Linked DNA regions of Homo sapiens: regions 1, 2, 4, 5 and 6 are each linked to region 3. A link is a loop called in an ENCODE intact Hi-C map of the cell type or tissue named here. Cell type or tissue: GM12878. All regions are shown on one strand. Region 1 overlaps FRMD4A (FERM domain containing 4A). Region 2 overlaps FRMD4A (FERM domain containing 4A). Region 3 overlaps FRMD4A (FERM domain containing 4A). Region 4 overlaps FRMD4A (FERM domain containing 4A). Region 5 overlaps FRMD4A (FERM domain containing 4A). Region 6 overlaps FRMD4A (FERM domain containing 4A).

Region 1 (5,000 bases), 84 kb before region 3:
GGGATGGGGTTTCACCATGTTGGCTAGGCTGGTCTTGAACTCCTGACCTCAGGTGATCTGCCTGCCTTGGCCTCCCAAAGTGCTGGGATTACAGGCATGAGCCACCGCACCCGGCCTGCTTTTTTTGTTCTTTAGTGAATGAATAAGATGTAATGCAGCTAAACATAATGTAGGTGGGAAAGAATGCATTGTTGTAATGTTCCCATTTCACTGCTTCTGTAGCTCATGCTCAGGTGTCTCTCCTGAGTCATCAACTCCTGCAGAGCAGAGTTCAGATCTGCCCACTTATTTTCATGGCCAAGCAAAGTGAGTCCCCTGCAAAATTAGCTGCTTCAACCTTTCCCTCTTTAGGTGATTTATGTTTTGTAACTTTGGGGTGAATTATCTAATATTGAAAAACTTACTTATTTGCAGAGTTGGGTTAAGAAGTAATTATTTGCCCCAAAGTTGCCTAGATTTCTGTTAGGAACTCACATCTGAGCTCCCTACATCGAGTGGGATTTTGAGATCAGAAGTCTCTCTCCATAACTGTTGCCAGGGAAAGAAGTCAATTCAGCAGGTGGCTTAGTCAGTTCAGGCTGCTATAACAAAATATCTTGGATTGGGTAGTTTATAAGCAACAGAAATTGATCGCTCACAGTTTTGGAGGCTGGGAAGTTCAAGATCAAGGCAACAGCAGATCTGGTGTCTGGTGAGGGCCCGTTTCTCACAGATTGTCCCTTCTATGTGCCCTCACATGACAGAAGGGACAAACAGGTTCCCTCCAGCCTGTTTTATAAGGACACTAATCCCATTCGTGAAGATTCCACTTTCATGATCTAATCAGCCCCGAAAGTCTCACTTCTTAATACCCACGTGTTGGGAATTAGATTTCAACATATGAATTTTGGAGGGGAACAACCTGATCACAGCAGAAGGCTTGGTGCCTTTTTTTCCCCAAGAACAGGATGGCGAGGGTTATTTTTACAGCCTCTCACAACTGGGCACATATGATCCAAATTCAGAGCATTACTGTAGCATTCCAGTTTTCCACTTGCGCTCCTTATGTCTTCCTGTTCATCTTCTGGTTTTATTGATTCGTGGACAGTGAGTGCTCTGGCCATTTCTATTGGTGTGGACTTGCCCTGGAAAGGGACTCCCACCCTCTGGAAGAGGCCTCAGCATGATTAAACTCTGGAGAAGTGGGTCGTGTTTTGGAAAGCATGTTAGCTATGCTTATTTATATGCCACATCATATATGGGCTAAAACCAGCACATGTGGTCTTTGTTTCATTGCTTCCTATTGAACGTGGATTCGATCCAGCGTGCTGGAGAGGAATGATGATTTTGGAGAAATGGATGCAGTGAGCAACACTGGCCCACAGGCTGCAAAGTGCTAAGGTTGAGAGTGCGTTTAGAAGTGCGTATGTAAAATAATTCAAACTGCAGTATCCCGGCGAGGTGCTTCGGCTCTTTATGCATTGTTATATTAATAGCTTATGTCCCCACGGATAGTTCAAGCCTTCCAATTCAATCGACAACTGTAAATTACAATAAAAATGGCATCAAATCAGTGAGTGGCCCAGTGCCAAGTGACAGTGCCATTTTTGCAATGGGGCACATCTATTCTGAGCATGAAAGTGATGGCTAGCAGGAAGCACCCAGGCAGTCCCATGCAGAATCTTTTAAAACTTGAACTCGTTCCTGGGGAGAGAAACATTTACTCTGAAGAGCTGGTGGGGAGAAGTGTCATGAGCTGAATGGCCAGTGGTCTCCTGAGTGAAAAAAATAAATCTTAGAGTTTTATTTCGGCCTCATTTAGTTATTAAAATCATTGGTTTCTTTGTCTTGGTTTCCCCTTAACTATCACAGCGTTAAAACTCACCCTTCAGAGTCAATTCACATCAATAAGAGACTCAAAATCTTCAGTTCCTTCATGTTCATACACACACATGCACATGTGTACACACACACAGATATACATCCATGCATATGGATGTATGGATCTCTTGGTTCCCCCCCACACTCTTGGTTGACACACACCCACATACATACACATGGGCACACACAAGCATACACATTCATACACAGGCATAGATATACATACATGCACATATGTCCACACATGCACACTTGGCATGCATACACACACATGGGCCAATGGCAGTAGCCACTGCAAATCTTCAGTGCATCTTTCTGGGGGGCTGCAGAGGTATTAATTACACCTCTAACCTGAGCAATCTACTTCTCCAGCTCTTGCAAAGAACCTGGACAGAACAGAGTCACCAAAGATCACTCTTGCCAACTGCATGCCCAATAGAGAGAGGCAAGGTGGTTTCTGAAGCAGACAGGATTTTTCCAGCAGGGCCACATGGAGCCATGCAGGGCTCACTGAATCAGTACCATGCCCACCTCTCTCTTGCAGTTTTCTGTTTGGGTGTTGGAGGAACAGCATGGGTGACCCTGGGTAGAAGCTGCTCTGCGTTTGAAAGGAGACTACAGCCTTTGCATTCACAGTGAGAGGAGACTGGCCCACACCAGGGTTGGGAAGCAGGATAGCAGGATAGCGGCACATCATTACATTTCCATTCTAATTACCACTTGCTTCAGTTCTGTGATCGTCCCCCAGGGGGTCTCGTTAACACGGTTTTGATGCCTTCCATGTTGACTGGGGCTCCTGCACAGGCCTCATCATTCCACGCACCCTTTCTCTATACCAAGCCCTTAACATCTGCCCAGGATGGGCAACGCGCCATGTCGTCTGGCATTTGGGTTCAACCGAAGGGGAATCAAAGGGAACAGTCCTTGGTTCTTTTGAACCAGACTGTCAGATCAGAAGCCCAGAGCTGTCAGAAGTTGCTCACCTGAGCTGCTCCTTCCAGAAGCTTCCCCCGGGCAGGGGCTTTGTTAATGTGTTCTGCTCTGATGGGTCGAATTTCATTGTCCTTGCCACGGCCTTTTCGGCAAAAGCCTCCATCCTCCTGCTCCATTATCATTTGACAAGGCAAGTCACTGGTGAAAGCTGTTGTCTTTTAAAAAAGCATCTTCTTCCCAGCTATGGTTTCTTTCCCAGATAAATTCACTAGGTGGCAGTGAACAGTGAGGGAAAGAGGGCTGCTTTTGAAAAGAAATTCAAAGGCAAGCAGAATTAAACATTCTAGGATATCTAATTGTGGGTCGTAAACTTCCTTCTAAGAGTCATGGGCTGTGACATTTGTAACTAATAAGAGACAAACTGCAGCTTTAAGCAGGATATCTAGTCTCTATTAAATGATGAAATGCCATCTGCTCTTAGCACTCTGCTGATAATTTTATTCATAATATGGTTGAAATCAAAGACATTTGTTTATTGTCCATAAACATATTTTCTTTGCAGAAAATAGTGCATACAAGCAGGTCCCACTCATCCCGTCAAAGCCTTTATTATGTATGAGTGGGTGTGAGCATTGTGAGTGTGTGTTTTCTTTAGATGGCAAGTGAACCTCATGATTATGTCAAGGATTTAAGTGTCATTATTCTTTGATTAATTTCTCCATATAACCACCATCTCCCTTTCTCAACCAGGAAGAACCCTTTTTCTTCCTTTTAAACTCAATGTTTTCCTAGCAGGTAAAGCCTAGGATCCTATATTACTTCTGCTTTGGGAAGACTCTAAAATTTCGAATTTATTAAAAGACACTAAAATCTTAGTGCACACACTTCCAATTAGTTTATTTATGTGCTGCCTGGTTTTTAACCTAAATGCACTTTGTTCAGAGGGGAAGAAAACAATCATAAATAAACTGAAAAGTCAGTTTCCAGAAACTGCTGAGCCGTGCAGGCAGCCTGCAAATACCCACCTTGCTGGGATCAGGAAGGCAGGCACAGTCATTCCACGGCCTCTGTACCTCCCCTCTCTCATGTGATCCCCGTCCGTGCCCCCTACCCTGGCCTTGGCCTTGGATCCTTAGCAGAAGTGATGCAGGGAGCTCTAGTTCCAGCTGAATGCTCTTGGGCACAGCAGCATCACTGGGCCAATCATATTGACTTTACACTTCAGTCCTCATGACTGGACTGCTCCGCATTCCTGGCTGTTTCTCTATACCTAGGTCTCTGCTGTCCCCTAGGCCTGAGTCCCATTCTGGAGAGCAGTTGACCTCATCTAGTCCTATCTTGCTGTGGCCAGAGTCTCCAAGGCCTAAAGTCCCACCTTTATATCCCAGCCTGGTCCCGAGACCCACCTATTTGATGACAGACTCCCTCCTCGAGTGCCAGCCACATGCCTGTGAATTGCTGAGTATCACCATCTCCAGGGCCCCAATAGTGTCCTCCACTAAGTGGGTCACCACGATGTATCCCTTCGATGAGGATCACCCCTGCAAACTCCAGCTTTCTCTGATGTCTATACTCAATGAACACTGATGGAAGGTTACTATGTGCTAGACTCCGAGCTGGGCACTGAAGACACAGTGGAAGTAAGACACAGTCCCTGACATCAGAGGGATTACAGCTACCTCCAGTTTCTCATTTTGCCCTTGTGTGTTCTCCCAAGGCCAGCAACAGAGTCCATTCCCAGCCCTGCCTCACTGGGCTCCCAGTCGGCCCAGTCCTGTTGCAACCAACTGTCCTGGCTATGCCTGGCTGTGCCTGAAGACACCAGAGTGTGCAGCTCAATTTGGAGTGAAATGCTTTCAATCACTGTCCATAGGCAGGTTGATGCTGCCTTTATTCAATAGGAGAATAGAACCCGAGTGCTGAGTATTTACCCGGTCACTGTCTGTTGGGTTCTACGTGGTCAGGTGCCCCTAGTAGCCGGTTCAGTATGGGAGCAGACCTAAGAAACCTGCCTGACTCGGAGTGTGAAGCTTGGGACCACTCAAGCCCCACCTGGTTAACTTGCTGTAAGAGAGATTTGAGTCGGGGTAGAAAATGACCTTGCCTTAGCTTCAATCATGTCATCCAGAGCTGTGAGGTGGGGTTCAGGGGAATAGAAACTGTCCCTTGCTAAGAAGACACAATCATCTGAGGCCAAGTTTCTATAT
Region 2 (5,000 bases), 100 kb after region 3:
TGGAAGAAAAACAGATTTCACTTCTAGACATCACTTCACAGTCACATTACAAAGCCGTGAAACAGGAAGGAGTGAGAGATAGTGGCCATTTTTTACAATGTTTCACAACATATTTCATGGCTGTCCAAGAATGTATTAAGAACACATTAAAATAGGCCATGTTTTTGTATCCTTTAATTACAGTGCTTTTTTATATACCTCAAACTCGTCTTTTGGACTTAAAAGAGATTGGCCATGTCTATAACAAAGGACTTTTTCAAATTTTCTCTTTTGACATGAGTTGCATGTTTCTGGCAATTCTGAAGCAGATCTTAAAGAACTCTCCACCACTTGCGTTTGGGTTTTCATTTTAGTTTTCTTAGGCAAGACTTCCTCCTTTTTAGTTGCAAAATAAATAAAATGGTTTTTCTTCAAAATTTTTTATTATGAGTTTTTAAATGGCATTGCGACAGTGTTAAGTTTGGGCAATTTCTGTTTATTTTATTACACAAGAGACACCATGGTTTAGAATTGTTCGTACATCCATAATAATTAACTCATCTTTTAAATAAGCACCTAAGAACATCTGACACCTTTTGCATTCATAATTACTGTTTATTTTGAATTCATTTGTGGTTATCTTATGTTTCCATGCTGGTCTCAACTGTTGACTCAAAAATCAAAATTATTGCAATTGCAAAGGTAAAGACAGAAAGGTACTGTGGGTGTTAAGAAATGGGAACTTTTATACGTTACTGATGGGAACGGAAATTTGTTCAATTACTTCAGACAGCAAATTGGCAATACCTAGTAAAGACACACACCCTACAGAAAGCAATTTTACTTCCAAATGTTTATCCTAGAGAAAATCTCACACACTACAAAGGAGACATGTACAAAGGCAGTCCTTGCACCCTTTCATTCATTTATTCATTTGCTCGGCAAGTATTTATTAAGCACATACTGTGTCTCACATAGCAGAAGACAAAACAAAAATCCTGCCTGCAAAGGGCTTACATTCCAGAGGAAAAAGATATGTAATGAGCAAAATAAATAAGGAAATACATTGCAGGAAAACTGATGATAAGGGCTGTGAAAAAACAATAAGAGAGTGAAAAAGAATAGGAAGTGTTGGGGAGGAGGCTAAAACTGTAACTAGGCTGTACAGCGATGGCCTCACTGAGAATGTCACAATTAGAGTTGCAGATTTAACAAATACAAATATAAGATTCCCACATAAATTTTAGATAATCAGTGAATCTTTTGTTAGGGTAAGTATATCCCACATAGCACTTGGGGGTATACTTATACTACACATGAACTTGTTGTTTATCTGAAATTCAAATTTAACTGGATTTCCTGTCTTTTCTCTGGCAATGCTACTGATAACTGAGTAAAAACATGGGAAGAAGAGGGAGCAAATTAAGTGGACATGTTGAGAAGGTCATCAAATGAATGAATTCCCGGAAGAGGAGCTTGGCAGGCAGAGGAACCGCTAGGAGCAAAGGCCCTGGCTGTTTGTAAATAATGAACACTTAGACGTAACTTGTCTCTCAGCTGGAGAACGTAGACACATCCTGTGGTATATTTGCACCATGGAATCCAATAAATGGATGAAATTCAAAAACACTCATATTGATAAATCTCAAAAATGTGATGTTGAATGGAAAATAAGTTGGGAAAAGATAACTCTGTTCTAGCTGCATTTCTGTAAAGTTGAAAAACACACAAAACAGTGTATACTGCTTATGCTACATTCATATGCAAAGGACAGAAACAAATAGGGAATGCTAGAGACCTACTGTAGGAGACTATCACCTTCTGGGGAGGGAATGGGGAGGGAAGGAAAAAGGATGAGAAGCATGGCTTTAGCAAGCTCTCTCTCTCTTGCTTTCAATAAGCAAAGAAGATAAAGTGTTTAACTTTAATGGTAGTTACATAGCAGTCTAATATATTTTCTGTCCTTTTTTTTTTTTTTTTTTTTTTTTTTAGATGGAGTTTCCGTCTTCTTGTCCAGGCTGGAGTGCAGTGGCACGATCTTGGCTCACTGCAACCTCTGCCTCCAGGGTTCAAGCGATTCTCCTGCCTCAGCCTCCTGAGTAGCTGGGATTACAGGTGCCCGCCACCATGCCTGGCTAATTTTGTATTTTTAGTAGAGACGGGGTTTTACCATGTTGGCCAGGCTGGTCGTGAACTCCTGACCTCAGGTGATCCGCCTGCCTCGGCCTCCCAAAGTGCTGGCATTACAGGTGTGAGCCACTGCACCCGGCCTATCTGTGCTTTTTTTTTTTTTAAGTGACTTTAAAATTTAAAAACCCAGAATTTTAGGTACTTTTGTATTATGAGGAACTCACTATACTAGGAAGCAACTTATGAGTGTGTAAATATTTGATCTAGCAGCAACTTTCCACTGATCCTGGCAGGTGACAGCTCTCAGTGAACAGCGCTCATCACCTAAAGTGAGAGGCTGTCTATTCTCATTGTGAATGTCCCTCAGAGTCACTAGGAGCCATTGGGCAGGCCAGGAACTTACTGCCTACTTCCTCGTCTGTCAGGTGGAGGTGTTGACACAAGCCTTGAACCCTCAACAAATAAGACAACAGCCACATGGTGCCTGTAAGTATTGTAAGAATCGGCGGTTGTGGCATTTCATTTTGTCTGATCTGGGACCCGCCGTGGGTTTCCCTTTGAACTGAACATTGCAACTTTCTAGGTATAGACTTTTGGCAAGTTACTTAATGTTCCTGAGCCTCGATTTCTGGATCTATACAATTGGAATTAACAAGACCTGCTGTGCAGTCTTGCTGCAGATTATAGATAATGTACATAATATGCACATCACCGCCCAACAGATAATAGATATTATTATTATTACTGTTATTATTAGCTGATCATAGTTTAGGTTATAACCATTTCCAAAAGAATTTCCTTTGTAAGAACACACTTAGACAACTCAGGTGCATTTTCTATTTTTCTCTACAGACTACCTTCTGATGTAAAATATAATTTTAGTTCTAACTCCTAAAAAATGGAATGAAATGGGTTCTCCATCATTTTTCGGCAGTGTTGTCACTGACTTGCTGAGTGACGTAGGGCTGCAAGGGCCTGAGAAGGTAGAAGGAACCAGAAGTTGACCTATGGGCGTGGATAATACTGCGCCACACAGTTGAGGATGAGACACAGCAACACCTCAGGGGTAAATGCTGAAGTTCAGAGCACGCACCTTTAGATGTGACTGACGGGCATTCCCATGGGAAGGCAAACAGTGCACCCTCAATTGCTGAAAGGTTGTGGGCTATTTAAATGCATTTGAATTCACTCCTAAGTTATTCACACACGAGCAGGGCGAACATCTCGGCAAGGAGCATACACTTGGTGCACTCAGAGGACAGGGATGGAATTGGAATGTAGGGCACAGTTATTTAGGACAAGACTGTTTCCTATGATTAACTTACAAGATGTAATTCACCCGGGGTCTCATTAAAGCTCACAGCAGTTACCTATGAGGCTCAAACCAAGGATTGACATCTAACATAGTGGAGAAGACGGTATTGTATACAGACAAAAGCTGCCAGATTTCACGCCCTTAGTGGATGCTGATAATGGAAATAATACCATAGCATATATTTTATTTAACATGTACTCTGTGCCAAAAACTCCCTCTTTATACATTACACAATGCAACCCTCATAGCATGCCTATGAGTAGGAATCTGAGATGAAGAAAAGGTTAGAACTCATTAGCCTAAAGTTACACCACTAGTAAGCTGTTGGTTGGTGGTTCAAACCTCAGGAGTCAGCTACCATAGCCTGTACTGCTGACCACTGTGTTATTGCACTCTGTGTCTTTGGGCAGGAAAGTGGATTAAACACCAGTTTCAGCCTGCTATATAGACAGATAAAAAAAGGCCCTTCTGGAAGATTCAGGCTGACCTGTTCAAAGTCACACAGGGAGAAGGAGCAGAATCAGAGATGTGACTGTGATTGCCATGAGGGTTACGTTGAAAATCAACAGAATCCATAAGTAGCTGCATTCTAATACACACCAAGAAGGATGCCAAGGTCCCAGACTGGGGGCTGCAGAGGCTCAGCCTATGCCTCATCATGGGGCTCGGCCCTGTTGACCCAGAACATTTCCAGGTGTCTGCAGAGCTCTGCTCGGGTGCCATGATTCTGATTTCAAGGGGTGGCAGAAATGTTCTGTGGCTGAACATGATTTTTGGCGCTTAAACTTCCAATTCTTTCCTCAAGGTTCCCCTCCGCTCCTCCAGAAACCAATCTGAGACTTCGCACTGCAAGCCCTTTATCAACCCATGCCTCCTTTTGCTCAAAATTAAGCCATGACGGAAAAAACGGAATGCACTTTGGAGGTCTTAAAAATTGACTTGGATACAAATCTGCTTCCTTCTAGGTACAGACTTTTGGCAAGTTACTTAGTGTTTCTGAGCCTCCATTTCCGAATCTATACAATGGAAATTAACAAGACCTACAGTGTTGTGTTGCCACAGAAATTATAGATAATGCGTGTAATGTGCATGGCACTCAACAAATAGTAGATATTATTATTATTATCACTATTATTATGAGCTGATCATATTAATAGTTTAGGTTATAACCATTTCCAAGGGAATTTCCTTTGTAAAGAGCACAAGGGGCATTCTCTGAAGATTTGAAAGGTACTTTCCTTTCTCTTCACTATGTATTTCCTCTTCTACTGAGAACTTGATTTCACTTTTGAGAAAAAATCTGTGCCTACCTTCCCAAAACCACACAAAGAAGTTAAAAGTACATGAACAAAGGAAGAACCTTAGATCTCTAAGAGCCAACATGAAAACAATTCATAGTTTACAAAGGAGAGACTAGGGAGAGATGGAAGCATGTCTATTTCAAGATCTAATAGAAACTAGACCTGCTCTATTATTAAGAGCTTTTATTAGGCCCCCTCAAAAGCTTTCAGGAGTCTTCAAAATGCATTGCAGGTATCCCCAAAAAAGTGGGCTTTATTGTTGGGGCCAGTGTTGC
Region 3 (5,000 bases):
CAGACTCTTCCCCCTCCTGCTGCTGCCTCCATTATCACCAACACTGCAAAATGTTCTCTCTCCAATGGAACATTCCCCCCATTCCCGCCACCCCTTTCACACCCTGCTGTTCGTGACCAAGAACACCCATTTGCTTTGATACATCTTGCTGTGGCATGTCAAGACCATTGACTTTCCTGAAACCTGGCTCAATGGATTCCTATGCATTTTCCTTCCAGGGTTTTAATGCAAACATTTTCATTGAGACTGGAAGGAAATGTTCAAAGCAAACAAACAAAAGGCTTTGCCAGCCTTAAGTGTGCTGCTCCCTGAGGCATCAAAAGCAGCAGCTTCGGAGAGTCTAGAACTGAAGAGTGTCTTCTACATCTCCCTCTCCTGCACACAGTTTGTTGACTGCCCCCCATCCCTGAGGCATCTTTCCCCCCTCAACTCCCACCCCACATCCAGCAGCCATTAGGCCATTCCTGGATGCTGAGGGTACCGTGTCATCCACTATCCTGACAACAACCTGCTCTTTCTATGTAATATTGTTCCATAGGTTTTCCTCTTGCTGTTCTTTTTTTTTTTTTTTCCTTTGAGACAGAGTCTCATGCTGTCTGCCTCCCAGGCTGGAGTGCAGTGGTGCAATCTCAGCTCGCTACAACCTCCACCTCCCAGGTTCAAGCCATCCTCCTGCCTCAGCCTCCCAAGTAGCTGGGATGACAGGTGCCCACCACCATGCCCAGCTAATGTTTGTGTTCTTAGTAGAGACGGGGTTTCACTATGTTGGCCAGGCTGGTCTTGAACTCCTGACCTCAGGTGATCCACCTACCTCTGAGTCCCAAAGTGCTGGGATTACAGGCATGAGCCACCGTGTCCCGCCTTCTCTTGCTGTTCTTTTCAGTTCACCCTTAATTCACCATTTCCCATTCCTTTGGTCCAATGTCTCGGTCCCTCAGGGCTGGCCCAGAGCCACATATACTCAGATCTATGGCTCTCCCTTTCCCTGCCCTGCCTATATGGCTATTTCCACAGTTCCCTTTCAACTGGCTGGAAGATGCTGCCAGGAGATTGGAAGGCAGATGGAAAGAAGGGCCAGGCATTTCTCCTCACCTCCCCTTGACCATGGATGAAGGCTTCAGCAGCGGCTGAGTCTCCCACTGGATGGGTCTCCAAGGTTCTAGACTCCACTAGGTGACCTGGCCCCTGGCTCTAATAACTCGGCTCCTCCCTTGACCCCTTAGGCCAGCCTCCCTGCCTCCCCCTTTGTGGTTCTTAGCCCCTCCGTCCCCTGTGCCCAACTCCTGGTGACATCAAAGCAGCAGCTCCAGAAACTCTAAAATTGCTCAATCTAACAATTTCCTATATTGACATTCTCTTCTTTTCAAAGACAGAGTTTTCCATTTTCCTGTTGGGTTCAATGGATGTATCTTCCTTTGGGATTTCCAAACTGCTGTAATCTGATAAAGTCCTGTAGGACAGGCAAGCTGGGCCCTGAAATCACACCAGTTGACTTTGGTTTTCATCCTAGCTCTGACATTTCTAGCTGTGCTGCCTTGGCCAACTTACTAAGCCCCTCTGAGCACCAGTTTCTTCACCACTGAAACAGGGATAATGAAACGCATTTCCTCCATGGAAGTAGCCTTTGATAACCTCACAGCACATGGCCTGCCAATGGGTAGGTGCTCAGTGAACATTCATTCCCCTTGCTTCTCCTAAAGTGGTCATAACTGTGAGAGTATGAATGCATATCCCTTCCGGGGAAACATATTTGTATTCTAACAATGGAAAGAAATACTTGGCCAGGCATGGTGGCTCATGCCTGTAATCCTAGCACTTTGGGGGGCCGAAGCGAGGAGATTGCTTGAGCCCAGGAGTTCAAGACCACCCTGAGCAATATAGTGAGACCCTGTCTCTATTTAAAAAAAAAAAAAAAAAAAAAAAAGACCTAAACTCGACAATTAATTTTGAATATGTAAGTCTCCGACACCCATGGCAAGACAATCAGAAAGATATTTTTGGACCAGCAACCTTTGAGAGCCTTGAAATCACTCCAAGGAGGGGGTCACCTACTCCGCGGGGACTGGGGAGGGCTCCATTATCTGGGAGGAGGCTTTTGTGCTAATATGAAAAGTGATCCTTCTCCCCGCCTCCCAAGGGAAGGATGTGGAATGTGTGAGACTCAGATGTGTGGGAGTCTGGCCCAGGGTTATTTTTGTTACCATTAACATTCTCTTCTATATGTATTTTAACCTTAATCAAATGCATGTGTTTTTGTTTTATTTGCACTTAGTTCATCAAAATGTCCCTTATGATCTGAACTATGCCATAAGCCTAAGCTCCACAGTGAAACACTCATTAATACCCCTGGGAAACAGGAAGTTGCATTTAGTCAAATGTAAATAAATTCAGCTCCCCGGGGCTTTGCCCTGGCCTGGGTCAGAGAAGAGGACAGTGGCTTCTCAGTCCATCTCATCATTGTCCCCCCCACCGACCCCAAAACTGAGCTGGAAGAATGACATGCCGTGACTCTCAACAGATAAAGTGTTCTGAAAGTGTGCCTATCCTTTGTTCAAAACCGTTACAACGTCAAGTGCAGTTTTACAAAGAAATGAGTTTCTCTTGCTTTGGCTCAATCATCGGGTATCGTTCCAGATTTTTTCCCACCCCCCGCCAATGCTCTGAAACCAGGCAGTGCAGGCAAGAAGCAAGAAAGAGAGAAAAAAGAGATGTAAACCTAAACCACCTCACCAAAGACGCCGTGTGAGCCGTGGTTAAGAGGTTTCCGTCTCCCCGTCTCTCTCACCCTCTCACTGACTCTCCTACTGCACACATGGAACCAATTACGAACAAAGCCCAATTGTTGTATATTTGGAATTTCCCACATCAACCTGATGCTTTCTTTAACTGACTCGTGATGTGTGTCTGCGCTGGAGGGCTGAACCCAGGTTTCCAGCCCGTGCGCTGCTGCCGCCGCCGTGGCACCCTTCGCCTCTTTCTTCTGATTCATTTTCTCATAGTACAAAACTCTGCTTCTTTCCTTCGCACCCCACCCCCATTTCCTATTAGGTGTGTTTGAATAAACAGAACCTTCATTTCCGTCATTTTCAATGAAGTAAGCACACTGGTCTGCAGACAGTGTCTCAAAGCTGGTGCCCAGAGCGTATGAGTGGTATCAAGGCTAATACCAAAAACCACGGGATGATTACAAAGGAAATGGCCATCCCTTTCATAAAACTCAGAACAGACAGAAGCAGTGTATGTAGAAATGCTTTAAAAAGAAAAAGAAAAAAAAAACCCAAACATACCCCATATCCTGGAAGCACCTTACTTGATTTTCTTTGTAGTAATTTTTTCTGCTATGGAAATAAGCCGATTTCAGGAGGAGTAGAGATGGGGAAGGTAGGGGAAAATATTACAGAAAAGTTAACGTTTGAGACCATTTATGCCATCCATCAAAGAAGGCTGTGTGATCTGAAATTACACAATATGATCAGAAAATAATTGACAGACGTGATGGATGAATCTGCTTCGACACAGCCGTGTAAAACGAAACATAATTTCTTCTTGTTTACTGGCACACGTAAAAATAAATGTTCTATAACACAAACATTTAAATGAGAAGGTGCCAAACACAAGCCTGTTCGATTTGATTTGATTCATCTGAACCATGTGATTGCAACAGTTTCTTCTTCTTTCCCTCATACTTTCTCTCTGTGGACTGTATTCACATATACAGTGAGTAATACCCGTGCGTTTATTTTTATGCGTTAGAAAGCAGGAAGGGTAAACAGATACGCATGTCTGATGCTCAGTTTTATAGATAGAATTTATGATTTCAAAGAGGTCCCTGATGTGTTCTGTCTGTGGTCTTCAGATATTGTTCCTCCGTTCAGAAGGGAGTGAAATCAGAGTGTAGGATTCTGCATTAATCTCCACTCCAGATGGTGATATTCCAAATAGTCTTTTTAAGGTGAGCATGTGACCTACTGTACGGCCGAGGGGCTTGGGAGTCACGTGATGGAATGAATAATACGTCTGATAGAGCTTTGATTAGACAACTGACCTGATTACCATCTGCAGCCACGAGAAGCAAAGTTGACATTTCTGGATCACTCTCCCCAGACGCGTCACTTGCCCACAAGCGGGACACGGCAGTCTCGCTGAGCCAGCTGTGCAGAGGGACAGATGGAAGAAAGCTAGAGATGCTGCTTCGTGGGCGCTGAAGTTGCAGAACTTGGGCTGGTTTTCTTTCTTCCCATCCCCCCTCCTCCTGACAAACCACATCTTGACTCAGATGGTCGAAAGAAAAACTCTTTCAGTTATTTGATATTTGGGAACCCTCCAGGAGACCATAACTTATTTTTGAGGGAGGCTCCTTCTCTCCCTTTGCTGGGAACACACACACACACACACACACACACACACACACACACACACACACACAGCTGTACACCATGGTGGTTCAGGCTGCAGTGGCTCCGAATAGATCCCAAAGACTTTTACTGAAAATTCCTTATGGATCTCTGAGAAGGCGCAGCGTTGAAAGGGTAAGCTACGTGGCGGGTTGTTTGCTTCTCAGTTGCTCCAAAGACAGGAAGATGTTTGTTTTCATTGTATACCGCGTTACTTCTGTTACTCACGTTTCCTGAACAGTTGGAGTTCCTGGGACTGTAGAATACTATCTCATCTGTAATTTTAGTTTTTTAACAGATAATGATGAGAAACCTGAAACAGTAATTTTTGTAACTTGTGGATCTCAGATGGGGGAGGGGTGCTCTTAGAGATGAAATATGAGGGAAAAGATTGGGATGGAAACTTCCCCCTGGAATGGGTTTGAAAGATTTGAGTGCTTGCTGAGAAATGCATGGGGGCTGTGAAAATGATTTCTTCTGTGTTTACTGAAACATACTCATTAGAGCAGCAGGGCTGTGAATTTCTTCTACTGGGTGACAGTGTCTAAAAGGGAGGTGATGGTGATGTTAAGGAGCTTCAAAGCTTTGGTAGTTTAAATTATGCAG
Region 4 (5,000 bases), 180 kb before region 3:
AGCTATTATACATTTTCAATAGGGAGTGCTATGTGCCCAATTGTAGGATTTCAGTGGGAAGCATTCAAGTCTGAGAAAAGCAACCAAACCACACAAAGAGCCCAGGCAGCAAGCAGGTCATGGGTCCTTGGCACAGGGGGAGAGGCAGGCGTCCAGAAAGGTTGACTTGAGAATCCAGTCATTTTTTATTTGATTCCAGGCATTTTGTGGAAAAGGTCCAGTAAGTAATGAAATAAGTCATTTTTACATGAAAAACAAAAGGCTGACCAGAAGAAAGATTAGCATCAAGGACAGCACCTGGAGAGTCTAAGGAAGGAGCTCCTTTGGGGGAAAGGAGGTTAGAGTTTTAAGTGTATTCAGCATGGAGAGGCTACAAGGAGGTGGAGATACCTTCCCAATAGGACACTAGAGATGGGAAAATTGTATTGTGGGAGCTGCCTGAATGCATTCCATCGTCATCTCCCGGGAAAACTGGGAACCCCACTGTCCCAAGGCCCATAAAGCTAATGGCATGTTTTATGTCTCTGTTTTACATCTTTATTTCCCCCTAGTGAAATATGGAATCAAAGAAAACCAAATTTCCCAAGTCTACTTCTAACCCCCAAAATAAATATTTTACCAAGTATTTATTGAGTTCCTTCTCTGTGACAGCATTCTGCTCATTGCTGCCTTAACCTCCCAGGCTCAGGCGATCCTCCCACCCCAGCCTCCCAAGTTGCTGGGACCACAGGCGCATGCCACTGGTGCTCAGCTTATTTTTTGATTTTTCGTAGGGACGGGGTCTCACTATGTTGCCCTCCCAGCCACTGTATCTGGCTGATCTTTTTCTATGTCAATTTGGGGGTAAATGGAGAAAGGCATGGGATATAGGTCGAAGCAAATGTCCATGGAGCGTTCTCTAAGTCAGTCATTCCACGATAATGGCTCTGTTCCTTTATTTACAAAGGACATATATAGCCAACAGTATGTTGAAAAAGAAAGAACATCAGATTAGCAAGGTTGAGGACTTCTGTAATCTTAGGAAAGTAACCGAACTCTCTGGGACTCAATTTACTTATCTGTGAAATGATGGACTAGTTGATACACAATTTGACTGTAATATCCTATGATCTGATATCATGGAGTTAGGCTCATAATGCCTTTAAGAAATCACATCATTGCTTTTATAGAATGCAAGCTGTTTCTTGTTATAAGGAAGAGTGTCGCCCTCCCTCCCTCCCTCCCTCCCTTCCTTCTTTCCTTCCTTCCTTCTTTCCTTCTTTCCTTTGAGACAGAGCCTTGCTCTGTCACCCAAACGAGAGTACAAAGGCATGATCACAACTCACTGCTTCCCCAAACTCCTGGGCTCAGGCAATCTTCTTGCCTTAACCTGATTAGTAGCTAGGAATGTGCACCGCCACACCTGACTAATTATGTTTTTTTTTTTTTGCAGAGACGAGGTCTCAGTATGTTGCCCAGGCTGGTCTCAAAACTCCTGGGCTCAAGCAGTCTTCCCTCCCTGGCCTCCCAAAGTGCTGTGATTATAGGCATGAACCACCATACTGGTCAGAGAAGGGTATTCCTTAAGGGTACAACTTGTGTCCAAGGCCACCCTGAACAGTCAAAGCTATGATCTTCTTTGCCAGTCTCCTGGGGATCCTGGGGCTGAGCGCAACATCTGCATCCTCAGAGGCTGATAACCCTCCCTTCTCTCATGAGGATATGAAGATAGGTAAGAAGGAAGAGGATGCATGGTCTAGTCCTTGGGTCACCTGAGACTGAACAGGAGAGAAGCAGGGTCCCTAGACCATCATGTTTGTCATGGAGCCAAAGGGTCACTGCCCAGTGTGCCAAGACTATGACACCAGGTTTGTGAGAAAAGCAAAGCTTTTATTGTTCCCAGGGAGACAGGAGTCCAGCTCAGATCTGTCTCCCTCTGCTGGCTTCAAGGGAGTAGTTTTATTAGAAGAGGTTTACGGGGTGGATTCTGGGATTAGTGGGTGATCGGTGGAAGGAAAGGGGAAACCTAGAAAGGTCTTGGCATGAGCAGTTATCTCTTCATGCCTCCTCATGGGTCGCATGTGCAAATTCAGGGGGCGTTAGTACGAAACGTGTGGTGGTAGTTCAGACTGTGACATCACAGGCTGGTTCTGTACAGGCTCTGGTTGGTCATATTGATTCCAACCAATTGTAGCCTGTTTTGTTATCCCATAAGAGGAGGGAGTTTTAGCATTTTGGCCAGTCTTTTTTTTTTTTTCTTTTTCTTTTTATCTGCGATTTTGTAAGCTCAATAAATTCTGTTAGTCATTGGTGTCTTTGTCTCTTTGGACGATGGTTTCCAGTGTCTCCTTTACGGGGGTAGGTCCCAGCCCGCACTTCTGCCCACTGCTGTGCTCCATCACCATGGACCCTGCACAGTTGATCCTCTGGCCTTGTGCTTTTCCTCTCACCTGATGCACATCATTCTGCTCCAGCTGCCATCTTTGCAGTTCCTGCCCAGTCTCTCTCTGCCCTGTTGCTGTTACCACTTTATCTCACTCTAACTCTATGGGAAACCTGGCCATGGCTGTCTCCACTGGGCCCTGCCCTGTCTACCCTATTCCGCCCAGGACTAGTCTGGATTGTACGTATCTGTTGCTTTGGCTGGTACTAGCCTGGTCTACTGCTGTTGCCATCCCTTCTCTCTAGAACTACTGAAGGTGCCACTGTTGAGCTGCTGCTATCCTCTCTTCTGCTCATCTGCACAGCTAACAACCGCCCCTGCAGCTCTCTGACCATGAAGTATATATCCCCTTTCTGTCTCTCTACCTGTTTCTCTTTCTTACAAGACGAGATTGAACCTTTAAATAGTCTTGCTTTATGTTTCAAGTTTCCATAGTTCTACAACAAACCTCCAAAAAATACTTGAAGTTAGAAAAATTACAAAATGTTGTAATGTTTTTTGTACTAATTTCTGCCACGACATCCTCATCTGTACTAGCTCTCCTTACGCTTAGGGTGGTAGATTTTTTCATGCACATTCTACAGATTTTAGGGTTTAGACACACAGATCTCTCACTATGGATATCTAGAACTAAATGAAAAAATGAAAGACTCTATCTCTACATCCTTCTGCTGGGATCTCTCAGGAAGCAAGAGTCTTATGCAAATAGTTTCCGGGCTTCTTGAAATAGACATGCAAATTAGAACCCACAGTGGCTTTGGGCTACACCACATTATACACATAACAGGAAAAGGAGGATGAAAGGTTCTTTCTGAGCTATATGCCTGGGAAAACCTGTTCAGACACAGACATTGGCAAAAGATGATCAGCATATGGAGGGGCCTTGGGTTGATTTAACAAAGAAAAAGTATCAAGGCCCAGGGACCTAGATTCAAAGCATTCCTTTCTCCTGGGTTTTGTTTTCTCTCATTCCGCGCTCTCTGATTGTGTAACTGTCTAAACAAATTCAGACATGAAAGGGAAACACCCTACACGACTTTAGCGGTCGCGTTTGTTTGTGCTCCATCGCAGTACCCACGCAGTTGTATCCGGGCAGGCCATGCACGAAGATGTGGTAAGGATATCTATCATTTCCTTAAAAAATAAAAAATAAATAAATAAGAAAATGCGCCTTTATTCTCCAAACTTCTCTTCTTTCATATCTGACTTATAGCCCATGAGCCACACATTTGGGCTACTTTGAAAGAAAGCTTAGGGGGATTGATTTCACTGAGAGGTAGAAACAGAAGCCATGCTCTGCCCGGCCTGGACGTGTGCTTCTGGGAACGTTCAGAGGCTCCTCAGGAGACGGGCACGGTGCCTTGTATAAAGCACTTCAGCCTTTGTTGAGCAAACAAATTCCCTTAAATTGGAACAACAACAAAAAATACCTTTTTTAACATTGGAGAAGTAGTAATTTCTCCATTTTTTTTAACATAATAGAATAGAAAGTTGGCTAAGAGAAGCTAGATAAATAACTGAGATTACTCAACAAGCTGGGTATAGAAAATGGGTTCAGTTGCAGTGGCTCACGCCTGTAATCCATCCCAGCACTTTGGGTCAGGAGTTCGAGACCAGCCTGGCCAACATGGTGAAACCCCATCTCTACTAAAAAAAAAAAAAAAATTAACCGGTTGTGGTGGTATGCACCTGTAATCCCAGCAACTCTGGAGGCTGAGGCAGGAGAATCGCTTGAACCCAGGAGGCAGAGTTTGCAGTGAGCCGAGATGGCACCACCGCGCTCCAGCCTGGGCAACAGAGAGTGAGACTCTCTCAAAAAAAAAAAAAAAAAAAAAAAAGAAAAGAAAAGAAAAACAAAAAAGGAAATGTGTTAAGATGTAAGCGCTTGGTGATCTACTTTTAGAAGGTCCAACTCCTTTCTCCAAACCATGACCAGGTAAAAACATGCTTGGAAACCATAGCAAAGTTTTCAAATTAAGCCTTTGTTTCTGGAGCTATTTTCCATATCTCATAATTTCTCTTTGTTCTTATGATTACTATGATGTTTAAAGTCAATACTGTTCACAAAGTTTGGTTTCTTAGGTTATGCTGAGGTACTGAGTCAGAAAAATCATGTCTTACTAAAATTGAGACAGAAATATTCTTCACACCTGATCAAAATGCCAACTTGGCTTTATGACCTCAGGCATGAGTGTCTCTGTTTATGAACATTTTTAAAAGACAGTAGTTTTGCTTTTAATGAACATATTTAGATACCATGGTTAAGATTCAATTTGCAAAATAGAGTGCATTTCCAGGTTTGGGAGTAAAAGATGCCCATCAATTTCATTATTTTGACACAGTGAGAAATTGAATCAAGCAATTACTTTCCTTTGTGCCTCAGGTTGAAGCTGGCCAAGGAAATTTAAGACACAGGAGTGATTTGAAAAAAAAAAAAGAAACAACTCCTTAGAGCTATGAAGATAATGCACATTGAGGCACATTTATTGTTTGAAAGGTCACATTGTAAACATAATTCCATTATTAGACAATCCCAGTACTGTTAAAGGGACCATCAAACACTCTGCAGGCATGGCCC
Region 5 (5,000 bases), 85 kb after region 3:
AAGGCAGAAACCACTTGAATCCAATTGAAATAGAAAATTCTTAACTTCTTGAGTGCTGTAAGAAAAATCAGATACCAATATATGATTCAGTAAGCTGTAAAAATCAATCTTCAAGCACTGATTCATGGGCAGCCATGAGTTTAGAGGAGTCTAGGTTCTAGAAAACATTTCTATTATAGTAGAATCAGTTTTTCTACATAGATGGTTTTACATGTTAGGGGAGCAAATGATGACACTGGGCTTCATTCTCAACCGAATTTTTTTTTTCTTTTTTTTTGAGACGGAGTCTTGCTTTGTCACTCAGGCTGTAGTGCAGTGGCACGATCTCAGCTCCAACCTCTGCCTCCCGGGTTCAAGCGATTCTCCTGCCTCCACCTCCCCAGTAGCTGGGATTACAGGTGTGTGCCACCACGCCCAGCTAATTTTTTCTGTATTTTTAGTAGAGATGAGGTTTTACCATGTTGGCCAGGCTGGTCTTCAAGTCCTGACCTCAAGTGATCTGCCCGCCTCAGCCTCCCAAAGGGCTGGGATTATAGACGTGAGCCACCACACCTGGTCTCTAAACTGAAAACTTAAATGAAGGCTTGGGTTGGACTCTTAGGACTTGGAAGAACTTGACCATGTTACCTTCTTCGGAAAGGTGGGAAATCCAATCTGTAGGAATAAAGATAGAAATTCCAGAAGTGACCCTCAGTGGAATTTATTTTTCTGCTCTAAAAGTATGTGGGTCTTTTAGGCGTCTTGGCTCTGTTCATTCTGTGTATCCTTGTACATTGTCGTGTAGGGCACATTTTTCTTATTTGCTTGTATAAGGACACTGTCTTAAGTAGAAAACATGAAGACCAGCATGGTCAGTGAGCCCTGAGTGAAACAAATGTCCTGTCTTACTACAATCAAAACTCTGTTTCAACAGCAGCTGGTGGACCAAAAGGAAATACTGTGCTTTCTGCTAGTGTTTGAAGGAGATGACATTATAAAGCCTGCAAGTAAATCTCTAGCAGGCTTCTTATCTTTGCCTTTGGCTTCCAAATTGCTGACTGATCATTGGGACTGCTGTTGTGTTGCTTTTTATTATGGACTGGAATTGCCTTGGTTATTGGCTTGGCACTAATCAATACCCATCACAAAAGGGAATAGACAATGAGATCATCATCACTCCTCCTTCTCCCAGGCCTTAAGGGGTCCAGAAACAATCACTCCCTACAGTAAAATCTCAACTATCTGGACCAGTCTGGCTGCAAATAACCCCAGTGATGAGATTTTCACTGATTCTTCTAGGAATCTGTGTTCACAGTTGGCCAGGGCAGGCTGACAAATGTTTTCCAATACACAGCCTCATTTTCTCTTCTGTTCCATTTCTTCACATCACTTCTAGTTAATGCACAATATACAGAAGCAGAAACAGGTCAAAACTGGGTTGAATATATTCCCCTCGTCTGTGGTTTTCAAATCTCTGCAGCCACGAATTTCCTCCTTGAACCACACACGATGAACAGACGCCTAATAGGAGAAATAAAAAGTTGATTTCCTTGAGCAGCAAATTTTTAGCACACACCAAATTCAATCAATCATATAAATGTACTGATTGATAACTTGAAATTGCATGAGGTAAAGGGAAATTTTATACTAAAAAAAAAAAAAAAAAAGAGCCAGGTGCAGTGGCTCACCCCTGTAATCCCAGCACTCTGGGAGGCCGAGGTGGGCAGATCACGAGGTCAGGAGATCTAGACCATCCTGGCTAACACGGTGAAACCCTGTCTCTACTAAAATTACAAAAAATTATTCAGGCGTGGTGGTGCGTGCCTGTAGTCCCAGCTCCTGAGGAGGCTGAGGCAGGAGAATTGCTTGAACCTGGGAGGCGGAAGTTGCAGTGAGCCGAGATCACGCCACCGCACTCCAGCCTGGGCAACGGAGTGAGACTCCATCTCAAAAAAAAAAAAAAAAAAAAAAAAAAAAAAAAAAAGCGTTTCACTACAATAGAAACTTTCACTGGGCCCGATATTGTTACACTGAAAATGGATTTTAAAGAAGGAACAGAAACTAAAATTAAAGAGCATTTGCATGCTGCCTTTTGTGCAATTAAATTTTTCTGGGAAAGTGGTTTGAATGACCAAGAACAGAAGATAAAGCGATCACATTCAGGAGGTTAAATTTTTGTACACAAAAGTAAATATACAAATACTTTTGATTGATAATAGAAGTGGTGATTAGAGGGAATTCTTTGTTTAATGTATATCTCCATCTGTTTTGGCCCAGTGGTCAAGATCAAGCCCCACCATTGGTGCAGTCAGTGAATCTAAATTCTGATCAGGAGTGGGATAACCCCACCATCCCTGTGATATCTCTTCCTTGAAAGAAGTAAGTGCAGATCTTGCCCATTGTGCCACCACAATTGCAGCCTGTATTAATGAAGAAATGCTCCAGTTGCATTCTCTCTTAAGTCATTCTTTTTTTTTTTTTTTTTTTTACACGGAGTCTCGCACTGTCACCAGAGCTGGAGTGCAGTGGTGCAATCTCGGCTCACTGCAACCTCCGCCTCCCAGGTTCAAGTGATTCTCCTGCCTCAGCCTCCTGAGCAGCTGGGATTACAGGCGCCCGCCACCACGCCTAGCTAATTTTTTGTATTTTTAGTAGAGACGGGGTTTCACCATGTTGGCCAGGCTGGTCTCGAACTCCTGACCTCATGATCCGCCCGCTTCGGCCTCCCAAAGTGCTGGAAGTCATTCTTTCAACAGATGTCTGCTGAACACACTATGACAGGTACTCTTCTAAACATCAGGGATAACGCCGAGAATAAAACATGTCCGTGCCCATGCTCAGGAAAGTTCCATTTTAAGAGGACTTAGGGTAGACAGGAAATGAACAAATATAAAATCTGTACTGTGTCAGATGATAAGTAACATCATGAAGAAAAATAAAATAGTCTAGGAGGATGGAGAGTAATGTGAAAAGAATGTGGTTTTGACTGAGTGGTCAGGGACTGCTTCTCCCTGAGAGAAGTCCTTCCTTTATGGCAAGAGATGCTATCTGGGGGAAGAGAGTCCCAGGCAGAGGGAACGGTAAGTGTGGTGGCCTAGAGGTGGGAGCATGGCTTTTCTGATGACTGGGAAAAAAAAAAAGGAACGAGAAGAAAAGTAGGCGGAGATAAGATGGGGTAGAAAGGAGATTTCCAAATAATGTTGATTTTTTAGGCTGGCCCATGCACTTTGGCTTTTACTCTTAATTAGATGAGAAGTCATTGGAGGAACTTCAGCTGGAGTGTAATGTGATCTGGCTTACGATTTTAAAGGATTACTCAGGCCATGGCATGGACAATAGACTGAAGGAGGCCATGTTCCACAGCCTGAGTCATTTTTAGCCATTCCCTCATTGGGCAACAGAGACAGCATGTCCATGAGATGGGCACATAGTATAAAAGTGGGGAATAACAGCTTCAAGATCTTAAAAAGCTTCTTCTTAACTTTAGATGCGCAGCTGAATTGCAGCCTCCACTGCCTCTCCCCTAGCCACGGCCCACCCCAACCTGATGGTTGATCCCTCTCACATGGTTTGTCATTGACATGTGGCACATGCTGCCTCTATCATTACATTGCTTTGTGACTTGCAGGTTTATTTTGTCTATCTCCCCTTCAATACTGTGCCAACCTTGAAAACAGGGTGGTGCCATGTTCACCTCTCCATTCCTCCCCAGGGCTGGCACATCACAGAGACTCAACCATGCTTCTTTGCATCAGTGAATTCTTTAGCAATCTGTTAGGACTAGCTAGCACCAATAAGATGAAATATCTTAAAGATCAACTGCTTATGTATAAGATAAACGTGGCCTACCTTTACAATAGTCCAGGTTTTAAAAAAAAGTCTGATTTTTAGCAGACCTTGAACTCGGTGTGAGGCATTACATGTGGTATAGCTGTTCTTTAAAAAAAGTGATGAAACCTTATGGTAAACATAGGTTTGGGCCATTTGCCGATTAGAATAAATGTATCATAGCATATACATGATGCTGTGCTAACATACCCGGTTTATGTGTGTGTACGTATGTGCACACATGTGTGAGCAGAAGCATTGTTTCCTCTTTCATCAGATAAGGGACCTGCCCACAGAGCCTAAGTCTAAAGTTGTGGTACTAGTAGTTTGGAAGGAGAAAATGTCGCACTCAGGAACACTTGTATGGAGGTCGGGTGCTTTAGTTCCTTGACATCATAACGGTCATGGGTTTTGTTGACACCTGAAGAAGAAAGCTGTTTATTTACATATACACTGTAGATTCTCCTTAGATGAAAGGGATTTGGCCTTAAACATCATCTTCAAGGAAACATATATTGATGCTTCTAAGATTCAAACAAAGAGACAGAGATTTTTGAATAACATTGCCCTGGAAAACCTCACTCGATACAGACCATCCACTCTAGGGTTTCCCACCATGCTGTTTATTGTGTGTCCAAGGTGTGTGTTCCTTATTACTTCCTTCAGGAAAATACATGATTACCCTAGGTTATCATTATGGACTGAGCACATTTTTTTCTCATCCCATTTTCTCACTTCTTACAAGCATAATTTAACCAAAGAATGAACTACTCACAGTTGCTTATAATCCTGAATGGCAAATCAATCCTGCCATTTGAATACAGTCTATTTATTGCAGACAATTACTGTAGTCTGAAGAAGTCATAAATAGACAGACATGGCAGAAATAGTCAACATTTCTGTCACATGCCTCATTGTAATGATTCAGCTCTACTATGTCCTAGAGAGAGAAAAAAAAATTTACAAAGCACAGAACTTGTGGGTTTCTAAATAATTTTTAACTGGCACCATACGATGCTAATTTTGTCTCCTGTTTTGGCATTTTCTAGTCAGAAGCAGTATGATCTTGTCATTAGAATAATAAAGCAGGAATTTTGCCCTCTAGTTCAAGTAGAGGTTTGAGCAGGAGGAGAGCTTTTTATTTTTAGAGCAGACTGCACTTACCTCATAGCTAGAAAATAATCACCTGTAAT
Region 6 (5,000 bases), 68 kb after region 3:
CTGTAAATACAGATGAAGCTTCACTCTCTCACGGCTCGCCTCCTGCTGTGCAGCCAGTCTGTGGCCCAGGGGTTGGGGATCCCTGCTACATAAGATCCCCAAGAAATAAAGAGACAGCTCTGATGGTTTAGGTATTCACCTGCCCAAAGACAGACCTGGACAGATGGTCTCTTTTGGTTTGTCCAACTCTTTAATTCTGTTGTCTCTGAATGGTAGGAACATATCGAGTGCCCTTACTGATGGCCGGAGTTATTTATAGTCTCATCTTTTACGCTGTCACCTTGAAGGTGCCTTTCTTCCCACTGAGCAGGGCCACTCTGCTCCAGTTCATCTGAGTCAGACTTTCCACAGCAATTTATCCGATCCACACCAACCTATTTCCATACCAAGTATTTTTAAAGACATAAGCAATATTTGGTTTCTTTGTTATCTAAACAGAAGGAAAATCATTTGCTTTAAAGTTACATGCAAGGTAACACTCTTTGGTGTGGGTCTACTTTTCTTTCTTTCTTTCTTTCTTTTCTTTTTCTTTTTTTTTTTTTTTTTTTTTTTTTTTTTTTTTGAGACAGAGTCTTGCTCTGTCGCCAGGCTGGAGTGCAGTGGTGTGATCTCACCTCACTGCAACCTCTCCCTCCCAGGTTCAAATGATTCTCCTGTCTCAGCCTCCCAAGTAGCTGGGACTACAGGCACGTGCCACCACGCCCAGCTAATTTTTGTATTTTTAGTAGAGACAGGGTTTCACCATGTTGGCCAGGCTGGTCTAGATCTCTTGACCTTGTGATCCATCCACCTCAGCCTCCCAAAGTACTGGGATTACAGGCGTGAATCACCGCACCTGGCCGATGTGGGTCTCCTTTTCAACAAATTATCTATTTTTGCTCAATTATCTATATTTGCTGCCTTCCAACCTCCCACCAGGCCTGGGTCTATTTCTCTGTTACTCTCACTGCACCGTTGCTGGTGGAGAGGCCTGAGGGGAGACCACTGGAATAGGAGATGTCCACCTAGAACCTTATGCAGACTTGCCTAAGTTTCCTCTTGTGTTCTTGTCCTGGACATCTTGCCGTGTGAGAAAGCACGGTTCCTCCCAAATGTAATTGTAATGTGTGATATGAAATGTATAACTCGCAGTTTTAGAATGACAACATTTTATAATCTATGAACCACCTCCCCCTTTCTATGATCAGATATTTCATGAAACAAACCACAAGACGTCTTGCTTCTCTCAAGGAAAATGAAATCAAAAGACATAGGTCTTTTTTTTTTGCCTTTTTGTTGAGATGGAGTCTCACTCTTTCGCCAGGCTAGAGTGCAGTGGCACAATCTCGGCTCACTGAAACCTCCACCTCCTGGGTTCAAGCAATTCTCCTGCCTCAGCCTCCTGAGTAGCTGGGACTACAGACGCGCGCCACCACGCCCAGCTAATTTTTGTATTTTTTGTAGAGGCAGGGTTTCACCATGTTGGCCAGGATGGTCTCAGTCTCTTGACCTCGTGATCTGCCAGCCTCAGCCTCCTAAAGTGCTGGGATTACAGGTGCGAGCCACCACGCCTGGCTAGATCTCTTTTTTAAAACTTTTCTTTGCTATCTGGAAATAAGACTTTCTGTTTTTGCACAATACCACAGATCCTTTTAAAATGATGTAAAACAATTCATTCGTACCTTTTCTAGGGGCTTGGTCAGCAAAATGCCAGCCATATGTCTTGCAGACTGTTCTAATGACAAGAGTCTGGGCTGGCCTCAGACCTGCTCCAGTGTAGCCTTGAGGGCCCGTAGCTCAGTTATCTCTGTCTGATGACTTCAACTTGGGCTTGCCTTTCAGAAGGGAGGCTTCTTTTGTTCACAGAGCTCAGCCCCCATTGCAGGTTCGCCCTGGCTGCTCTCCCAGGCAGTACACAGGGAGGGGCCCATCATTGCAGAGACATCTATGGAGATGTCAAGACAGTGCCTGCGATGAAAGGGAGCGCTCATTAGTGCCTTTAATGAGGCTTCCCCAGTTTCATTTGTGGCTGAATCAGAAACTTTCTGAATCATTTACCCTGTGGCAGAGCAGTTTTCAGACATGAGAAAGGATAGGGTCCCTCCATCACAAAGAAACCTCCATGAAAACTTGACACCATTAAGGGCCTGGAACAGGGCGCGGTGTCTTCAGAAAACCACACCTTCCCACACCAAGGAGGGTAGCTGGAGTGACCGCTCTGGAAGACCCTGTGGCTTTTCTGCTGTGGTCCACCATGTGCTTCCCTCATATGGGCACCTCCCAGACTCAGGGCAGTTCCAGACCAGGGTAAAATGTAAAACAGATCTTACCAATATAGTAGAAAAGAGAGGCCTCACTCCATTCCAGGGCCAGCTAGGAGGCTGTGGCCACCTTCTCTCTAAGACTTTCTGTTTTTGTGCAAAATTCAGAGATCCATGTAAAGTGATGTCAGGGAAGCCATTCACACCTTTTTTAGGAGCCTTGTTTAGCAAAATGCCAGCCATGTGTCCTGTAGACTGTTGAAATGATAGGTGTACAGTCAGGCCTGGCCTGCCCTTCTGTCTGAGGGCAAGCACAAATCCTAACTGTAAGTATAATTCTATCAGCTCAAGCCTCCAAGTAGCACCAAAGCTCCTCTAGTTAACCTGCCTGGTGTCTACGATCTGAGACTCTTCTCTTACCCTGTTTTGTTTTGCTTTGCTTTTTGAGCCTTCATAGTTCCTTGGGCTGCCATTTTTTGACAAAGTAATGTTATATGTTTGGCTTTGCATACACACTGTATTAGTCCGTTTACACGCTGCTGATAAAGACATACCCCAGACTGGGTAACTTATAAAGAAAAAGAAGTTTAATGGATCATAGTTCCATGTGGCTGAGGAGGCATCACAATCATGGTGGAAGGCAGAAGGCATGTCTTATATGGCAGCAGACAAGAGAGAATGGGAGCCAAGCAAAAGGGGTTTCCCCTTATAAAACCATCAGATCTTGTGAGACTTATTCACTACCATGAGAACAGTATGGAGGAAACCGCCTCCATGATTCCATTATCTCCCACTAGGTCCCTCCCACAACACCTGGGAATTATGGGAGCTACAATTCAAGATGAGATTTGGGTGGGGACACAGCCAAACCATATCACACGATTTGCATTTAACTAAATTGGACCCTTTCAAGTCCCATGGTTCTCGGATACTAGGATTTCAATCCTTGCTCTCTTTCCCCGTCCTCTTTCTGAGTTCATTAGAATCTTCCCATCCTGCTTCTTCCTTTATAGTCAGTAGCACCAGAGAGTAGAGAATGAATCCTAGCCTGGCCACTGACCAGCTGTGTGATCATTGGTTGACACAACCACTCTGGCCCATGGTTTACCGGAGGGTTGGACTAGGAAATCGTAAAGACATTTCTGAGCTGTAACCTTCCATGAATCTATAGATAAGAAAACAGTATTGGGCTGCTTGGAAAGATAAAATGGAAGCTCTATCAAGATGCTGTTGTCCACCCAAGGACATCTTCTCTTGACATTCTCATCCCATCACTACCCGGGTCAGCCTCAATTCCTCAATCCTTTCAGAATCCACTTAGTAAGAGAGTTAACCTTGTGTGAAGAAGCAGTGATAGCGCCATTCCTGTTGCAGGCTCATAGCACGGAGGTTGAGATGGAGAAATACCCTCAGGCCTATACATAGGCATTATTCAGAAATCTAATTTTAATACAAGACCATATTTTTAATAGGACAAGAAATAACATGTATGGCATCCAATTAAATGTAGACTCCTGTCTTTTGAGTATGAAATCAACACAACATTGACTGCTGTCCTCTCATGGAAGTAGACAGTAGGAAAGACCTCACATTCTAGCCCCTTACACTGCAACAGTTGACATATTCCTAAATGGAGAGTGAGGAAAGGTGAGGAGGGCTGGATTTGACCACAGGCCTTGAAGAAGTTGACTGCCCATGGGAAAAGCCAATCTGTGACCTTGAAGAAGTCAACCCATGACCTTGGCCTCAGTTGACGCTGCTCTGAGTGAAGCATTGTCAGACCCCCAAGGAAGCACGTACTGAGAAACATGACTTCACTCCATGAGTACTTGGGGAAACTGAAAGGGTTTGTGCCCTTCAGTTTCCCCAAGTACTCATGGGCTGTAGCAATGTTTCTCACTTCCTAACCCATAAAGCCAAATGGCTCATGGTGGACCGGACTTCAACAAGTATTAAGTTGTTTTCTCACATTTATTTCAATCAAAGAGCTGCGCTGTTTGCATGGCCAAATAATTGGAAACAAATACCTTAATACACCTTACAAATGTGTATCCCTTTGCACTTTAGAAAGCAACTTCAACTATCAGGACAGTGAGCTTTGTTTTCCAACTAAGGTGATGAGATGGGAAAACCTTTTTGCTGCCAGAATGGGAAATCTGATTTAACAAAGACTAGATACTGACTTCCCTTGTGGCAGCCCTGTTGAAAAGAAATGTGGCACATCCAGAAGTTGTCTGAGAGGGGGTCACTGTGCAGTACTGATTATTCTTGTTGTTGTTGGCTCTGCAAAGTAATTCCAGGATTTTGTTCCATTCTATATTTAGTCATGCCTGCTATTAAATTAGAATACTTTTATATCATTGACCTTTGACATATGGACATTTTTCTGGAGGAAAAAATAACATTCAAACTCTCATATTAATGTTGGGAAAGTACAACCCTCAAAAATGTGGCAGTTTCTAAAGAGCCAGGAACTAGCCAATCAGAAGTTTATATTACAAATAAATCCCACTCATTATGCCAGGGAAGCATGTCAAGCATTGGCAGTTATGCTGGCCAAGCTAAAATGCTTCCTGAAAAATTAGAATTCCCAAATAATGCATTACAGCTTTTACCTTATGAAAAATAGAGGAAAATTGCATTGGTAATCTCACCATAAAATAAAAAGTAGATCCAAAATATAACTAAAATCATGTGGTTAACAATTTTCAAAACCTTAAACGCTCTCCAGGATGGTTTCACTCCCTAATCTCACCCTAC

The links. Hi-C counts contacts between places; a loop is a spot of excess contacts. Peaks named below come from ENCODE experiments on the same cell type or tissue, not always from the same donor. Only the 100,000 strongest peaks of a DNase experiment are listed, where the experiment ranks them.
Region 1: it touches region 3 in a loop (2.9-fold over the local background); 5 of 110 quality-filtered maps call a loop at or near these places.
Region 2: a loop joins it to region 3, with 2.1 times the contacts of the local background. A loop is called at or near these places in 7 of 110 quality-filtered maps.
Region 4: a loop joins it to region 3, with 7 times the contacts of the local background. A loop is called at or near these places in 5 of 110 quality-filtered maps.
Region 5: a loop joins it to region 3, with 3 times the contacts of the local background. A loop is called at or near these places in 5 of 110 quality-filtered maps.
Region 6: a loop joins it to region 3, with 2.6 times the contacts of the local background. A loop is called at or near these places in 3 of 110 quality-filtered maps.

Annotation. Positions count from the first base shown.
Region 1 is chr10:14,091,969-14,096,968 of GRCh38, reverse strand. All of the region lies in intron 2 of FRMD4A (FERM domain containing 4A), which reads left to right. Among named protein-coding and RNA genes, the nearest start is that of FRMD4A-AS3, 20 kb to the right of the region's middle. RefSeq lists an enhancer at 2,338-3,028. In GM12878, a CTCF peak has its summit at 3,063 (motif pointing right); a DNase peak (open chromatin) is centred at 3,050.
Region 2 is chr10:13,905,134-13,910,133 of GRCh38, reverse strand. All of the region lies in intron 2 of FRMD4A (FERM domain containing 4A), which reads left to right. Among named protein-coding and RNA genes, the nearest start is that of FRMD4A-AS2, 84 kb to the left of the region's middle. In GM12878, no CTCF peak of the experiment used is centred here; no DNase peak of the experiment used is centred here; H3K27ac peaks cover 1,472 bases.
Region 3 is chr10:14,007,589-14,012,588 of GRCh38, reverse strand. The region is part of intron 2 of FRMD4A (FERM domain containing 4A); the gene reads left to right. Among named protein-coding and RNA genes, the nearest start is that of FRMD4A-AS2, 19 kb to the right of the region's middle. In GM12878, no CTCF peak of the experiment used is centred here; DNase peaks (open chromatin) are centred at 2,838 and 4,012; H3K4me3 peaks cover 1,719 bases; H3K27ac peaks cover 3,821 bases.
Region 4 is chr10:14,183,386-14,188,385 of GRCh38, reverse strand. The region is part of intron 2 of FRMD4A (FERM domain containing 4A); the gene reads left to right. LOC124902378 (a long non-coding RNA gene) reads right to left here. Exons shown (of 2, transcript XR_007062060.1): 2 at 1,924-3,556. Among named protein-coding and RNA genes, the nearest start is that of FRMD4A-AS3, 110 kb to the right of the region's middle. RefSeq lists an enhancer at 2,773-2,822 and a silencer at 3,103-3,162. In GM12878, CTCF peaks have their summits at 1,909 (motif pointing left) and 2,672; DNase peaks (open chromatin) are centred at 2,665, 3,275 and 3,385; H3K4me3 peaks cover 521 bases; H3K27ac peaks cover 1,049 bases.
Region 5 is chr10:13,922,530-13,927,529 of GRCh38, reverse strand. All of the region lies in intron 2 of FRMD4A (FERM domain containing 4A), which reads left to right. Among named protein-coding and RNA genes, the nearest start is that of FRMD4A-AS2, 67 kb to the left of the region's middle. In GM12878, no CTCF peak of the experiment used is centred here; DNase peaks (open chromatin) are centred at 1,447 and 2,029; H3K27ac peaks cover 1,341 bases.
Region 6 is chr10:13,939,209-13,944,208 of GRCh38, reverse strand. All of the region lies in intron 2 of FRMD4A (FERM domain containing 4A), which reads left to right. Among named protein-coding and RNA genes, the nearest start is that of FRMD4A-AS2, 50 kb to the left of the region's middle. RefSeq lists a silencer at 1,817-2,001. In GM12878, no CTCF peak of the experiment used is centred here; a DNase peak (open chromatin) is centred at 1,978.